2 separate regions of the Homo sapiens genome follow, and region 2 is linked to region 1. Evidence: chromatin loops called from intact Hi-C (ENCODE). Cell type or tissue: Caco-2. All regions are shown on one strand.

Region 1 (8,000 bases):
AGATCATAGCAAGACCACCTTGAGTGTAAATCAGAAACGGTTACTGACTGTAATACATTTATCATTGTTCTTCTTTTCTTTTTTTTTGAACCAAAACCAAGAGGCAGCAGCCTGGTGCCCCCTGGGTTCTCCTCTCATTTTACTTCTTGAGTTCATAAACTGCTGGAGGAACAGCCCTGCAGTTGCTTCCCAGGCACCGTGCCACCTGGACAAAACATAGCGAGTGCAGTCAGTAGGATTCAGCCCCTGGTTAGTTGGAGTGTCCAGTGTTCTTAATGTCCCAAATGCTGGTTTAGTAGTATGCTTGATAAACTTAGGGATACCAGAAGCAATCACATTTCAGTGGGTTAGAGAAATAAAAGGGAAAACATGAAATCAACAGATTTTTAGATTTGAAGAAGAAAACAATATATTCAAAGGAGAAAGCAACCTTGTTTTTGATTCCCGCTGTCCTTTTCAGATTACTCAATAGGGGAAAAGTTCTTCTCTTGCTCCAGAATGAAAATCTCCATAATCTTACAACTCGTTTTAATCACTCTTAAGTAATAAAAAGTCCTATAGTCACTCTAAGTCTCCAACAGTCTCAACTGAGAAGTTAGAATATCTAGTTTTGTGTCATAATCAATTTTTTTTTTTTTAGATGAAGTCTCGCTCCGTCGCCCAGGCTGGAGTGCAGTGGCGCTATCTCGGCTCACTGCAACCTCCGCGTCCCGGGTTCAAGCAATTCTCCTGCCTCAGCCTCCCGAGTAGCTGGGACTACAGGCGCCTGCCACCACGCCCGGCTAATTGTTTGTATTTTTAGTAGAGACAGGGTTTCACCAAGTTGGCCAGGATGGTCTCAATCTCCTGACCTCTTGATCCGCCCACTTCGGCCTCCCAAAGTGCTGGGATTACAGGGGTGAGCCACAGCTCCTGGCCCATAATCAATTCTTAAAACCAGATTTCAAGTTGAAGCTTCTCCCTTCACCTGTGTGGGGCCTTCTGCAGCCAGGAAGCCAGGTAAAGAGGGGCGGGAGACATCTTTTCTTGTCGTCCACCTACTGAAAGGTGACAGCGTGCTGGCAGTCCTCACAGCCCTGGCTCGCTCTCCGCACCTCCTCTGCCTGGGCTCCCACTTTGGCGGCACTTGAGGAGCCCTTCAGCCCACCGCTGCACTGTGGGAGCCCCTTTCTGGGCTGGCCAAGGCCGGAGCCGGCTCCCTAAGCTTGCGGGGAGGTGAGGAGGGAGAGGCAGGGGCAGGAACCGGGGCTGCGCACTGTGCTTGTGGGCCAGGGCCAGTGCCAGTTCCGGGTGGGTGTGGGCTTGGCGGGCCCGGCACTCGGAGCGGCTGCGGCCCCGGGCAGTGAGGGGCTTAGCATCTGGGCCAGCAGCTGCTGTGGTCAATTTCTCCCCGGGCCTTAGCTGCCTTCCCGCCGGGCAGGGCTGGGGACCTGCAGCCCGCCATGCCTGAGCCTCCCCCACCGGCCTCCATGGGCTCCTGCGCGGCCAGAGCCTCTCCGACGAGCGCCGCCCACTGCTCTACGGTGCCCAGTCCCATCGACCACCCAAGGGCTGAGGAGTGCAGGCGCACAGCGTGGGACTGGCAGGCAGCTCCACCTGTGGCCTGGGTGCATGATCCACTGGGTGAAGCCAGCTGGGCTCCTGAGTGTGGTGGGGACTTGGAGAACGTTTATGTCTAGCTAAGGGATTGTAAATACACCAATCAGCACTCTGTATCTAGCTCAAGGTTTGTAAACACACCAATCAGCACCCTCTGTCTAGCTCACGGTTTGTGAATGCACCAATCGACACTGTATCTAGCTACTCTGGTGGGGACTTGGAGAACCCTTATGTCTAGCTAAGGGATTGTAAATACACCAATCGGCACTCTGTATCTAGCTCAAGGTTTGTAGACACACCAATCAGCACCCTCTGTCTAGCTCAGGGTTCGTGAATGCACCAATCAACATTCTGTATCTAGCTACTCTGGTGGGGAGGTGGAGAACCTTTGTGTCTAGCTCAGGGATTGTAAACGCACCAATCAGCACCCTGTCAAAACAGACCACTCGGCTCTCTGTAAAATGGACCAATCAGCAGGATGTCAGTGGGGCCAGATAAGACAATAAAAGCAGGCTGCCCAAGCCAGCGGTGGCAACCTGTTGGGGTCCCCTTGCACACTGTGGAAGCCTTATTCTTCCTCTCTTTGCAATAAATCTTGCTGCTGCTCACTCTTTAGGTCCACACTGCCTTTATGAGCTGTAACATTCACCGTGAAGGTCTGCAGCTTCACTCTTAAAGCCAGCGAGACCACGAACCCACCGGGAGAAACGAACAACTCCAGACGCACCGCCTTAAGAGCTGTAACACTCACCAGGAAGGTCTGCAGCTTCACTCCTGAAGCCAGCGAGACTATGAAGCCACCGGAAGGAACGAACAACTCCAGAAACACCACCTTAAGAGCTGTAACGCTCACTGCGAAGGTCTGCAGCTTCACTCCTGAGCCAGCGAGACTATGAAGCCACCGGAAGGAACGAACAACTCCAGAAACACCACCTTAAGAGCTGTAACGCTCACTGCGAAGGTCTGCAGCTTCACTCCTGAGCCAGCGAGACCACGAACCCACCAGAAGGAAGAAACTCCGAACATCAGAAGGAACAAATTCCGGACACGCCACTTTTAAGAATTGTAACACTCACCGTGAGGGTCCGCGGCTTCATTCTTGAAGTCAGTGCGACCAAGAACCCACCAATTGCAGACACATTACTAGCTCTCTGCCGCCATTTTACTACCATGATTTGTTCCAGGCTCAAAGCAGGAAGAGGGAGGAGGAGGAGGAGGGAGAAAGGGAGAAAAGCTCTTAATTAATTGATCGTCTCAGAGGGCCCATTCTTTCTTCCTGGGCTAGGTTGTGGTATTTAAAGTTACCTCTCTCCCTTGTTTGATGCTCTCATGGGGTCTTCAAAGACACCGCCGCCTCCATGGCTGGGGTTGTTTGTTGAGGTTCCCTTGATCAGCTCTGCCTCAAAACTCTGCTTCTCCCGCTCAAGCCTGAGAGTCCCTCTAGGTGGCCCTGTTGGACAAGAGCTAAGCCTTCTCTCTGTCTCTCCCTTTCTCTCTCTTTCTCTCTCAACCAACCCAGGCCCATCTCTTTCTCTAGGAGGGAGCCAAACACCAGTCACCAGCACGGGGCAGGGATGGGGCAAAGCTCAGAAAGAAGCCCCGCCGAAGGAGGGTGGAGGGCTGGGAGGGGCTTTCAGCCGGTCCTGACTTTTTGTTATGGAGAATGGCTTTTCCCTCTTCTGGGTGGCTCGGTCACCCTGGAGAGTCCTGCACCAGCTCTAACATGCCAGGCTTTTTCCTTGGCCGCCAAGAGAGCTGGGCCCGCCCTCCCTTCTGAGCTCTCCTCCAGCTCCTTTCTGATCCCTGCCCGTGTGGTCCTGCCCTCAGGCCCCGTTCAGAAGGTCAGCCTAAACCAGGACCAGAGGGCAACTCCTGCCCTCCAGCTTGGCACCTCAGTCATGAAGGTGGCATTTGAGTCCATCTGCTACCTTTTATGTTTTCAATTTGTGCAGGACCTGGAGGGGGAAGAGAGGTGTTATTTACTGAGCCCCCTCAGAACTTCAACATCGTCTTACCTCGAAAGTAGGCAGAGAATGAGTGGTGTCATGTTGCCACTTTTGGAATTTCTTTCCCCTTTGAAGATTTCTTATTTTTTTATGGCACCTGTCTTTGGCTTGTCATATATATTTTACCTTGGTGTCTTGGTGAGAGCTTCTTATGTAATATTCTGAAATGTGTCATATGGGAAATACAGCTTTTAGAGTTTTCTTGAGAAGTGGTTGATTATAGCAACTACATGAGGACATATATTTAACAGTGAAATGAAGATACTTTATTTCAGGGGAAAAATGACTTTTAAGAGGCTCTAATTTTTTTTCTTGGCTTTGCACAGACAAAATCACCACATTTTGCTCAACCCTAATTTTGTCATTTATAAAATGAAACGTTTAGCCTAAATAATCTCTCAGGTCTCTTTCCAACTCGTACCATGAATCTGAGAGACCTGGAAAGGAAGTGGGACAACATTTCTGTTGTGAAGAAGGCAAGGCTGGTGATGTGGGCGTGAAGGTTAAAGATGCTGGCCCCTCATGACATTGGCGAACGTGGCCCTTCTTCCACCTGCTCAGCCAGAAACGCTACTGAGTGCAGACGTTTGTATACTAAGAGGTATTTGGGTGCATACGATTTAATCCTTAGCCTGATGAGCTTATAAGTGTGAAGAGAAGCAAGACTGTTCACAAATTGCTAAAACAAAATATGATGCTACATTTACCCAACAAACCTAAGATTCTGTGTACAAAACATTGCAGTAGTATCACTGGAATTGTGTGTGGGCTGCTGTGAGTTCAGCGTCCTCTCAGAGCACCGTGGTTCCAAGTGGACGGACCTTAAAGGGTTCCATAATCAGGACAGGTTGAAAGAATAGTGAATGCCACACAAATGCCCCCACACCCTTGACCCTGTGCCACCAAAGGCAAAACCAAAAGACATTTCAATTGGGAAAATCGTGATGCTTGTCTCTTATTTTCTTTCTTTTATTATTATTAAGACACGATTATCATTCAGGATTCATGCTGTTTACAGTTTGACTACTTCATAGAAAAATGTGTCTATAAAACACCTGGTAGTTGTAAAAAGGCTTGGGTAGGGCCCAGAAAGCCAGATACATGCATGCTATTTATTCAGCTGCCGGGAGCCATTCCCTGTCTCCATACACCCAAGGATTGTCTATCCTCTCCTAAATTTTATTTCTAATATTCTTGCTACATAGTCAGGTTAAAAAAATGAAACACAAAAAAATCAGGAAAATCAAAGCACTGCCTCCCTGAAAAATTATGCTCAAATACAAACATTCTTCTTGGCATTTCAGGCATGTTTTGACGCTGTGGACCAGGAAGGTGGTTGCAAATGCATCGATCTGGTGTGCCACACACATTAGATCTACGTGAAAGTTATCTGTAAAAGCGAGTCTACAAGCATCCCCTCAGCACCTCTGGTGTATCTGACTCACGGGGCTAAGTACCATAGAAGATACCCAAGATTCTGACATATTCTGTGCCCTGGTCACACAAGCCACAGTGTCAGAGAGAACAGTAAGCCCACTGCCTGCCCCACCACTGGTGACAGCAAGCCTGCCCCCAGGGAGTTTTGAAGTTGCTCTTTGCTCTTATCTAATCTCAAAAGCTGAACCCTAACCCTGCCTTCCACCCTCCAGTGACTTTTCCAAGACAAGTAATGTTCACCTGCTTGAATGCATCACTTCATGCATCTTTAAAGGCTTTGAACTTTATTGTGATAATGGACGTTTAAATCACTTGGAATACTGATTAGGTAGGTAGCTTTTCAAAGGGAGCTAGGCTCCTGCCATACTTTGTCTAATTTTAATTGACGAAATGGAATTTCAGGCATGATCCCTGAAGAGAGGGCATTTCTACTGTAGACACATGGGGGAATTTTGCTTCTGGCAGAAAGAGAAGGGCCACAATCTAAAGTGATATCCAAAACAATGAAGTGAGTGGGGAAAACATCCAAGTGGGTAGAGAAGTTGGGAGGCGTTGTTCTATGGTGACAGTGATCATACTTTCCTAATCAGACACCAGGGCAAATGGGCTGACCCATGGTCTGATCATAGGACAGATTATTTGAAATCTGGGGTGTTTGATCACCATCTTCATAGTGAATGAAGCCAGCAAGCGCCAGCAGCTGTTCAGAGTGAAAGCCCTTAACAATGAGTCTCTGTGAGTTGAGGGACCCAGCGTAGTGGGTGGGAAATCTGCTGAGGTCACTTATGAGCCATAGCTTCCTCACACAACACAAAGAAGGGTTGTTACCAGGGGCTTCCTGGAACCGGTTGCTGTCACCACCTTGTCTGCAAGGAGAAAGGTGCAATCTACTCACCAGTAAAACAATGATGTTTTGCTTCCATACAACACAATGTGGGAATGCAAAATATAAGAAGCAGGAGCAAGAACAGGGCAGATCATCAGCTATCCTCTGCTTTCTCAAGCTCTATGGCTCCCTCTTAAATAGATTTTGAACATCATACTTTTTTTCTTTTTCTTTCTTTTTTTTTTTTTTTTGAGACAGGGTCTCGCTCTGTTGTCCAAGCTAGAGTGCAGTGGCACCATCACAGCACACTGCAGCCTTGACCTCCCAGACTCAGGCAATCCTCCCACTTCAGCCTCCCAAGTCCCTAGGACTACAGGTGCACGCCACCACACTCGGTGAATTTTTGTATTTGTTGTAGAGATAGGGTCTTGCTATGTTGCCCAGGCTGGTCTTGACCTCCTAGACTCAAGCCATCCTCCAGCCTCGGCCTCCCAAAGTGCTAGGATTACAGGTGTAAGCCACTGCACCCAGCCCATACTTTTTTTCTTAAATCTTCATCTCTCTGCTTGCTAATCTTGTACATTCAATTTGAAACAGGGGAGCTGTTTTGTTGCAAAGGAGGAGATTCAGAAACTCCAATTCTCCTCCTTACTTTAATAAGAATGTTATGTCTAGCATATCGTAATAGGAGAAAAGTCTTCCTTTATTGCCAACACTCAAAGTCAATTCTCAGTTATGTGCTTTGAGAATAATCCTTGGAAAATATTCTAATTCCACCTCCTCTCACCAACATAGAAGTTTCTAAGCCTCCATCTCCACTTTTAAGTTGCTGTGTGCTTTTTCAACTTATATCCTACCAAAAGCTGAGTTTATTTAATATATGACATCATAATACGTTACTTTTGATGATTCAATGCTTTGTGCAATCTCAATCATAGTTTTAGCTCTATTAGGGTCATCAAGGAAGAGTTCAGTTTTATGGAAAACTCAAGGTCAGTTTCCATTGGCTTCTTCTCTCCATCAAAGCTTTAAATATATAGTAAACAGAAACATAGAATAGATTTATTTGTATTTAATCACTGTGTCTGCTTGGTTGTTTGCAGCTGCAAGTAATCAACTAAAGTAGATTAAATTCATAATCCCCTAGAATAAGAAGTGTGGAGGTAGGGCATTTGCAGGTTGGCTCTGCTTGCTAAGCTTGTACATTCAGTCTGAAACTCGGGAACTGTTTTGTTGCAAGAGAGAAAATTCACAAATTCCAATTCTCCTATTTAATAATTCAGTGACTCAGTGTCTTACTGAGGACCTAGACTCTTTCCACATTTCAACCCATCATCCTGGGCACATCGGTTTTAATCCTAAAGCTTGCCTCTATGGTCAGAAGAGGGCCACTGCAGCTCTAATAACTTCCTAATACATCACCTGAAGGCCAAAGGACAAGAGTGTCCTCATTATGATGAGGAGAAAGAGCTCCCCAGAAAACACCCAGGCTTCAAATAGTGAGTGGCTGATCAGCCCCTATAGTGGGAGGAGGCCCTACCAGCACTTAAAACAGGACACAGCCAAAAATAGCTGCTGTAAGTGGGAACTTAGAAAACTCTATGTACATACACTGAAGGTTAATGAGCATTCTGTTTATTTCCCATGGAGACTGTATCTGTGAAATGAATTTAGAACCAAGTAACCATTTTCTTTTTCTTTACTTTTTTTTTTTTTTTGAGATGGAGTTTCACTCTTGTTGCCTAGGCTGGAGTGCAGTGGCGCAATCTCAGCTCACTGCAACCTCCACCTCCCAGGTTCAAGTGATTCTCCTGCTTTAGCCTCCAGAGTAGCTGGGATTACAGGCATGCGCCACCACACCTGGCTACTTTTTGTATTTTTAGTTGAGACAGGGTTTCACCATACTGACCAGGCTGGTCTCAAACTCCTGACCTCTGGTGATCCACCCGCCTTGGCCTCCCAAAGTGCTGGGATTACAGGCATGAGCCACCACACCCGGCCTCAAGTAAATCATTTTCTAATCAGTTGAAACAGTACAAAGGAGAGAGTTGGTGTGAGGAGGGGGTCTGAAGGGGTGTGTAACTTGATGGTTGGGTTGAGGGGTGATCAAAAATGAAGAAAGAAAATATTCT
Region 2 (8,000 bases), 390 kb after region 1:
AGATGTGGTCTAGTACATTTTTTCGACTACTTTGTTTGGTTACCTAAGAGAATATGCAGGGTGCAAATGTATGTATGTGTGTCTATCTATCTATGTGTGTGTGTGTGTGTGTGTGTGTGTGTGTGTGTATTTTTTTTTTTTTAAAGAGACAAAGTCTTAGTCTGTCACCCAGGCTGGAGTGCAGTGGTGCCATCATAGCTCACTGCAGCCTCGAACACTTGGGCTAAAGCAGTCCTCCCATCTCAGTTTCCCAAGTAGCCAGGACCACAGGTGTGTGCTGCCATACCTGGCTAATTATAGGCGTGAACCACTGCTCCTGGTCAATATATGTTTTTATTGTCTTTATCCAAATCTGTTAGTCAAGCAATAAGATTTTAGATAAATGAAAATAAAGTTCTTATATTTTACTGTTTTACATTTATTTCTAGGCCACTGTGTATTTTTCTTTATGCTAGTCACATGCATATTTATATACAGCATGTGTATAAGTAGGCCTATATAAGTTATAGGCATATAATACATTTATGTTTACATTGTTAGTTTGCTTTTGTTACTATAACTTATGTTGTCTCATATTATACTTTTATTCAGGATTAAAACTTAGCTAGCAAAATATTATATGGCATTGTATTAACTATGTATGTGATATAGTTGGATGCATTCTTATAGGTAAAAATTTATATGAAGAAATGGAAATCTTATTTAAAAAATGAACTGCACTATTTAAAATAGAAACTCATGATCTTTTTAACGTTGCAGCTGAGTTAAACAAATAATCTTTCCACCATTACCAAGAGGTGCTGTAGTTAAAAATACATTTATACATATTATTTTTAAAAACCTAGTTAACTTTAAAATATGTAAGTTTTCTTGTCGTTTAGGGTTCTGTGAAGCTGATCATCAAGAGGGTTGCAAATCATTGGTGGTTTCTATTTTCAGATTTCCACATCCCGGAGTAATTTGCTTTAATTTCACCCAATTTAACCTATACTTCACACCATCACCATTCAGCTTTAATAGCTATGTTCTATGCATAAGAAAAGCAGATAAATGTCCACAATTAGGCTGCAAATGATTACAACTAGTTAGGGCTTTATGAAGACAAAACTTAAAGGACCATGGCGCCAAACAAAGCCACAAAGACGGCTTGAAAATGCTGTCTCGAGAAGTCAAGTCTACCATGGCATTTGATTTATTACTTTTGTAGTTGATTTTACTTATTTTTAATATATTGGCAGGTGTGCCTACTCTGGGAAGTATTCATCTTTAAAGAATATTAGTTCTCTGTTCATTTATTTTGGTTTTTAATTTATTTGCTTTTTTGAATCTCAGCATAACCAGGTTGAATCTCTTTTCAAAAATATTATTAAAAGGTAGCAATTTTTAAAAAATTGAGAATAATTTGTTTGAAATGTACTGGCATTTATATGCCTTGTTAATGCATTTCTGAAATCAAGACTTTGCTGAAATGTTTATACGTTGAATAACCGTATCAGACATTTAGTGGAAGTATAGTTTTACAATTTTGTATAGAATTTCATTTCCAGATAGGTTTTAGTATGCAAAATATAAGCCTATGGAGGATTACTTCTATGAAATGTTACTTCTATGTGCATATGTATAAAAAATTCAGAAATTGTTTTAATCCTATATGTATGTTGTATTTTCTAAGATGTATGTTCTTGTTGATGATTAATGTATATTGTTATTTCAAGGTACAAAGAATTTATTTATGGTTTAAGGTTTTAAAAAGTTAAATTATTTTAATATAATAGCATTTTATAAATTTATTTTCTCCTATGAAGTAAAACTTGTTAGTTTGGTTAATATATCGCTGTATTTAATGAAGTAAATAAATCTCAGTCTCAAGACTGGATCTCATCTCTTTTCAAAATTTTCTGAAGATTTTAATCAAGGTGTGACATATAAAAACATTTTCTTTAAATACTTTGTAATAAATATATACATAACATAAATATAACTCAAGGCTTTAGTCTGGTGTTCCAACATTAGTCATTTTGTTGGATGTTCTCTCAGACATTCTATATAGATAGGAATAGCAATACTGATGGATAATAACTTTATAGTTTATGGCACCCAGAATTATTCTTATAATTGTAATACTCCCCATTTTAGAAGTAATGTTAATCATTTTATTTATTATATAAGCAGTAACATGTATTTATTTTAAACATTTAGATAAGTCTTATTTTCTTAAATAATAATTCTGTCCTTAGTTTATTATTGCTTAAAATCCAAAATAAATGTAGGTGAAAAACCAAAGCAGTTGTGGGTTTTTTTGTACACATGTAACACACACATGTGTATGGTGTTGCATGCAGGTGCTAACTTTAAAAACAATACTGGGGAATGAATAGCTGTGTACCTTTGTTTATAAAATCAGTGTATGTGGGAAAGTACACTAAAACTTATTATTTTAAAATATCCTTATTTTAAAGAAAGTAGTCACTTATTTATCCTACAAAGTAGACCAATATAGCCGTGGCAAGACAATACAGCTACACAGCTTCACAGTTGTATTAAACTAGTTTCATATGCTATATCATAAAACTTTCAGTCCAATCAGCAACTAAATTTAAATACTGCAAATTGTAGCAGCAAAACAATAATTCTGCTGATTAGCCCCTTTCCATTTCTTGTAAGTGAACTGTTTATGCTGTTGAGTACCTTTTGAAAAAAGAAAAAGCCAAAACAGCCTTGATTAGTCAAGGAGTAATTGGATGACTTGATTTTAGCAAGAGAATGAATTGGTTGATGATAGCCTGTAACTAAGTGTAGTGGTTCTGTTCAGATGAATACATAACATACAGTCATCAGATCTTGACAGGTATAACATATTAGCAGTGCTAAAATCCCATGGTGGGGGGATTAGATGGAAATGGAGGGGAATAAGTTTGCCATGAAGTCTTTTACTGTAAAATTTGAGGTGATTCTTAGAGGACTTTAGATAAATATTCATAGTTTTTTCGTTCTGATTTTACATTGGAGGGGTAAATAGGTGGAGAGATTTCTCTACTTTATTACAATAGTCCCCCTGTTTTTTGCTCTAAAGACAAAATAGTTCTGTAGACAAAAGAGCTAATGGGATCACTGAACTTTTTGCAGGAGGATCGTTGATAATATCCTTTCACTTTTGTGGAAAATCATGTCGTAAAGATCATGGCTCCTTAGTAAGAGCCTTGATGCATTAAATGTATTCATATTTAACTAAAGTCTTGATGATGTCAGAACTTTTTGTACACTGCATTCTTATTTATGATTTTCTGATTACTTTCAAGACTGTATCTGAGTTTATATTAATGAAATATGGCATAAAGCAGGAAAGAAATTTTTTTAATGTATTCATTTGTAACTAGTCTTAAAACAGCCCGGTTGTACTGTCTGTCGCCCACCAAGAATATAATACAATAACCACCCCTTCTGTACCATAACGTGCTGTGTGGGTCCAAAAGTTTCATTTGCATAAAATATGCGATCACTGTATTTCTAGGTGAATGAAATGACAGGATGAACCTGCACAGCTGACCACAGGGGAATAAGGGGTGTCACAAGGTCCTGGCCCATCCAAATCCATTCTGATACTGGCTTTGATTTGGCACCACCTGGTGGTGATAGCTCTAGCTTAACTGGTGAGGACTAGATCTTGTAGACTGACTAGGACGTTATAAGATTGCAGTAGAAATTCTAGAAAGATCTCAGGGAGATCATACCCATTTTGTTGGGCCAGTTGAGGTGGGTTACATCAGAAAAGTATTGAGGATGCAGTGGCCTCCCTTACACAGTCTGCTCCCAAAGGATGTGGTTGCTTGCTTGTCCTTCATCTCCCTAGGTCTTATCCTTTCTTACATGTTTCTACTCTCATTTTAGAACTGTGTGTTAATGCATTTAATGGTGTATTTTGTGAGGTATATTATCTGGTTTCAGGGCATCTACCATCACAGTACTTTTCATTTGGACCCAAGAATGTGATCTCTATTGTGTAATGTGGATTTAATCAGACCATCATCTTCCTATTATAACACTAGGTGTTCTTGGTGAGTCATCCCTCTTACATTTCTGTATTTCCCCTTCTATATCTTAGAAAAATTAGATAGAAGTCAAAATCCATTGACATTATGAATAAAGGTTATAAAATAGTTTTTTTAAACAGCCAGGCATTTACTTGACTGATTAATACCTGTCCCATGTTTACATTTTCCAAGCATTTAAACACTAGTTTCAAATTCCAGCAGAGACAGTATTTTCTCTCTTCTCACAGCATCAAAATACACTTAAATATGGGATTAAAAATAGTTTATACTTTCATCAAAACCTGTACATGACTCTTAGTATAACTTTTAAATGGCATCTACATAACACCAGTGCTCAAATTTGAAACCTTGAAGGCTGTCTTTTTCCATCAACTTGTGTGAATACTGACTCCTTCCCTGTTCCCCTTCATCTTGGGTTTACTTTCTTGTTTTTATTATATGCTGATCTGTCTCCCCTGTTAGGCTGTAATCACTTTTGAAAGCAGAAACTAGTTGTGTTCCGCTTTTTCTTATCTCAGAAATTTGCCTTCCAGCTCCTGGCACCATTCTCTTTGTGATTAACATCCAGTAAACATTTGTTAAATATGTCTCTTAAAATATGTATCTTTTTAACTATTTATACACCTCCAAGTGGATGACATGCCACATTTTATTTCTTCTCAGTTTGTTATCATTCTTTTTGCCCACTAGACCAAAAAACTTTGTAAATTCTACTTTGTTTTCTTTCATTTTTTTTTTTTTTTAGATTTGACCATTTTGATGTCATTTCTGTTACTACTACCCAACAGTCAACTACTTTGTGACCATCAGTCTCTCTCCAAGCTATTAGATCTTCAACATAATTGACAGAATCATTTAAAGAGTGTGGTAGCAGGCTGGGCATGGTGGCTCATGCCTGTAATCCCAGCACTTTGGAGGGCTGAGGTGGGTGGATCATCTGACATTAGGAGTTCGACACCAGCCTGGCTAACATGGTGAAACCCTGTCTCTACTAAAAATACAAAAATCAGCTGGGTGTGGTGGTGGGCGCCTGTAATCCCAGCTACTCCGGAGGCTGAGGCAGGAGAATGGCTTGAACACGGTAGGTGGGGGTTGCAGTGAGCCAAGATGGCGCCACTGCACTCCAGCCTGGGCAACAATAGCAAAACTCCATCTCAAAAAAAAAAAAAAAAAAAAAAAGAGTGTGGGAGCAAACAAGCCAGCATGAGCAAGATCACAAGAATACGTCTCTGAAAATCTCCATAGAATTTTCTCATCTAAGAAATTAAATTTCAACTCCTCAGCTCAGTGTTAGAGCCTTTCCATCAATTGACATCTACACATTTGAACCTATGGTAATATCTTTTGGTTACTACATAGCACAATTTTTGTCTTTCAGTATGTACTAATGCATTTCAACTGTAGGTTGGCAATGTCTGGAGATTTTTTATCTTTATAGCTGGGGTGCTTGTGTGCGTGTGTGTTACTGGCATCTAGTTTATAGAGGCCAGGGGGTGCCATTAAACATCCTACAATGCACAGGTCAGCCCTTCACGACAAATAATTATCTGTCCCAAAATGTTTGTAGTGCCAAGGTTGAGGAACCCTGGTATACCTTGTCTTTAGCTTTTCATTTATAAATATATTTAATAGTTAAATACATTGAGGGCCTGCTCTGTATGAGGTCCTGTCCTAAGCTGTTTACATACATTATCACTCTAAATCTTCAGGACAGTCTTAGGAGGTAGGTACTGTTATTGTGTACATTTTACAGAGGAAACTAAGGCATAGAGAAATTCATCCAACAACTAATCAGTCAGTCTGAAATCCAGATTTGAATCCAGATGTTCTGATTCCAGAGTATGTGCCCTTAATCACTTCTGTTATACTTCCATCCTGCTGGAATTTCTTCTTTACTCTCTGCGTCCCTTTGCAAATATCTGTCCCTGAAAGTCCTCGTCTTTATGCTGACCTTCCCTCCTTAATCCTGATTCATGCTGATCTATCCCTGCTCTCTCGGTCTGTCTTTTTTCTCTTTTTTTATTGCTACATTCATTGGTCTTAGTTATAGTATGTAGGTATGTGTTCCCGCTCCTTAGTTTGACTTATACATTTAAACAATTGTTTGTATTTACTAAAATATGTAATCTAATGCAAACACCCAAGAAGTCTTCAGAAGGTAATTGTCTGTCCTTCACTAATAGTTAAGCAATTCAGGGATGAAGAGATAACAAGAAATTTCTTGTGTCTTCTATTGCAGTCTGTAGTTTGCCATGTTTTATGCTTTGCTTCTCTAGTAATTTTTGTGATTGATATGCTTAGCACTAGTTTCTTTGAAATGCTCACTAAATGTCTTATTGTGTGCTGTGAAATTGATCTTTTTCTGTTGTGCTGCATGTTTAGCTTCATCTAGAATCTGTAGTTTCCCTCTAACAGTTTTTCATTCAAGTGCCAATAACTGCTTGAGGCGTTCTTTCATTCATTGATTCCTTCTTCAGTCATGTCTTCACTTGTATTTTTGCTCACCCCTTTTTTGGGCCTGTTGTGCATCAGCTCTGATCAGGGCCCTTGTGGGAACTAGAAAGACACTTAAGATACACATAATCCCCAAGCTTAGGTAACTAGGCATAGAATCACATATTCTAACACTAGATGTACATGCTATAGGTCAGATGAATAGAATGGATAGATTATTGTGGCAGTTCAAATAGAGGGTATGGTTAGAGAAGGCATATTGCTATGGAGATACCATTTCAGTGACATTTCATTAAGGCCATGAAAGATATGTAAGGTTTTTTTGAAAGGCAGAAGTAAGAAGGAAGAATATTCCAAGCAGAGGGATGAGTAACAGCATGAAAGATGAGAAATGAAAGCATTGATAGTAATTCAGTTTGATTGAAAATGGATATTGTGGGTGCCAATGTTAGAAAAATTTAAGCTCTGATTTGCTGTTTAGTTTATTTCTTGAATAATGAATGGTTCACATGTCCCCTTTATCCATATCTTACAGTATTGCTAATAAAGACAGAATTCTAGTTTTTGTTAATTTCTGTGTTTGCATTTTTTTCGGTGTAAAAATGGATTTTCTCAGAAGCCATATTTAAGGTAAAATATGTAACCACCAGTTTTACTGTACTTTATTCCAGACAAGTCTCTACAACTCCTCTATGACTCAAGTATGGTAGAGATCTCTTAGACCTGAATTCCTCTAGAATTGCCTTGTAAATGGGGAAACTAAACTGTACATTTTAAGGACGGATGTAATTTGTAATAGAAAGAAAGGATTTTTTTTTATCTTTTAGGCCCAAAAAAGTCAGTGGGAAAAAAATACAGTGACAGTTGAACATGAGGAACTTTCTGGCCTTTATGAGTCAGCACAAGAGTTTGGCTTGAGCTGAGGATTTCTGGAGAGTTGGTGATGGTAAGGTTTGAAGGGTGAGGGCAAGGTCAGTTTATACAGGGCTATTTCTACAGGCAGAAGGCTAAGTGATGTTTTGTAAGTTAAGAAAATAGCGAGATGGCTATTGCAAAGGGTAAATACAACAGAAACAGTCAGCTCAATATTGGAAGTAGGGCAGAATCTCAATATTAATTCAAAATAGCATTGATTGGCTGAGTGCAGCAGCTCACGTGTAATCCCAGCACTTTGGGCAGCTGAGGCGGGAGGATTGCTTCCACCCAGCAGTTCAAGATCAGCCTGGGCGAGATAACAAGACCTCATGTCTACTGAAAACAAACAAAAAAATTAGCCAGACTCAGTGGCAGGCACTCGTAGTTCCACCTACTCAGGAGGCTGAGGCAGTAGGATGGCTTAAGACCAGGAGATCAAGGCTGCAATGAGTCGTGATTGTGCCACTGCACTCCAGCCTGGGCAACAGAACAAGACCCCACCTCAAAACAAAAACAAAATAACATTGGTTAATTTTGCCTTTTACACATTTAAAGTATCTGTTATATAATAAGGAATAA

What was found. Hi-C counts contacts between places; a loop is a spot of excess contacts. Peaks named below come from ENCODE experiments on the same cell type or tissue, not always from the same donor. Only the 100,000 strongest peaks of a DNase experiment are listed, where the experiment ranks them.
Region 2: a loop joins it to region 1, with 2.9 times the contacts of the local background. A loop is called at or near these places in 1 of 110 quality-filtered maps.

The regions. Positions count from the first base shown.
Region 1 is chr2:174,542,153-174,550,152 of GRCh38, reverse strand. It overlaps LOC124906097 (a long non-coding RNA gene), which reads left to right and starts at 2,130. Exons shown (of 3, transcript XR_007087309.1): 1 at 2,130-5,370. LOC124906096 (a long non-coding RNA gene) reads right to left here. Exons shown (of 4, transcript XR_007087308.1): 2 at 3,615-3,766; 3 at 2,905-3,049; 4 at 74-2,784. In Caco-2, a CTCF peak has its summit at 3,048 (motif pointing right); DNase peaks (open chromatin) are centred at 2,012, 3,032, 3,292, 5,222 and 1 weaker place; H3K4me3 peaks cover 1,626 bases.
Region 2 is chr2:174,153,810-174,161,809 of GRCh38, reverse strand. All of the region lies in intron 4 of OLA1 (Obg like ATPase 1), which reads left to right. Among named protein-coding and RNA genes, the nearest start is that of OLA1, 91 kb to the left of the region's middle. RefSeq lists a silencer at 3,593-3,642. In Caco-2, a CTCF peak has its summit at 3,603 (motif pointing left); a DNase peak (open chromatin) is centred at 3,589.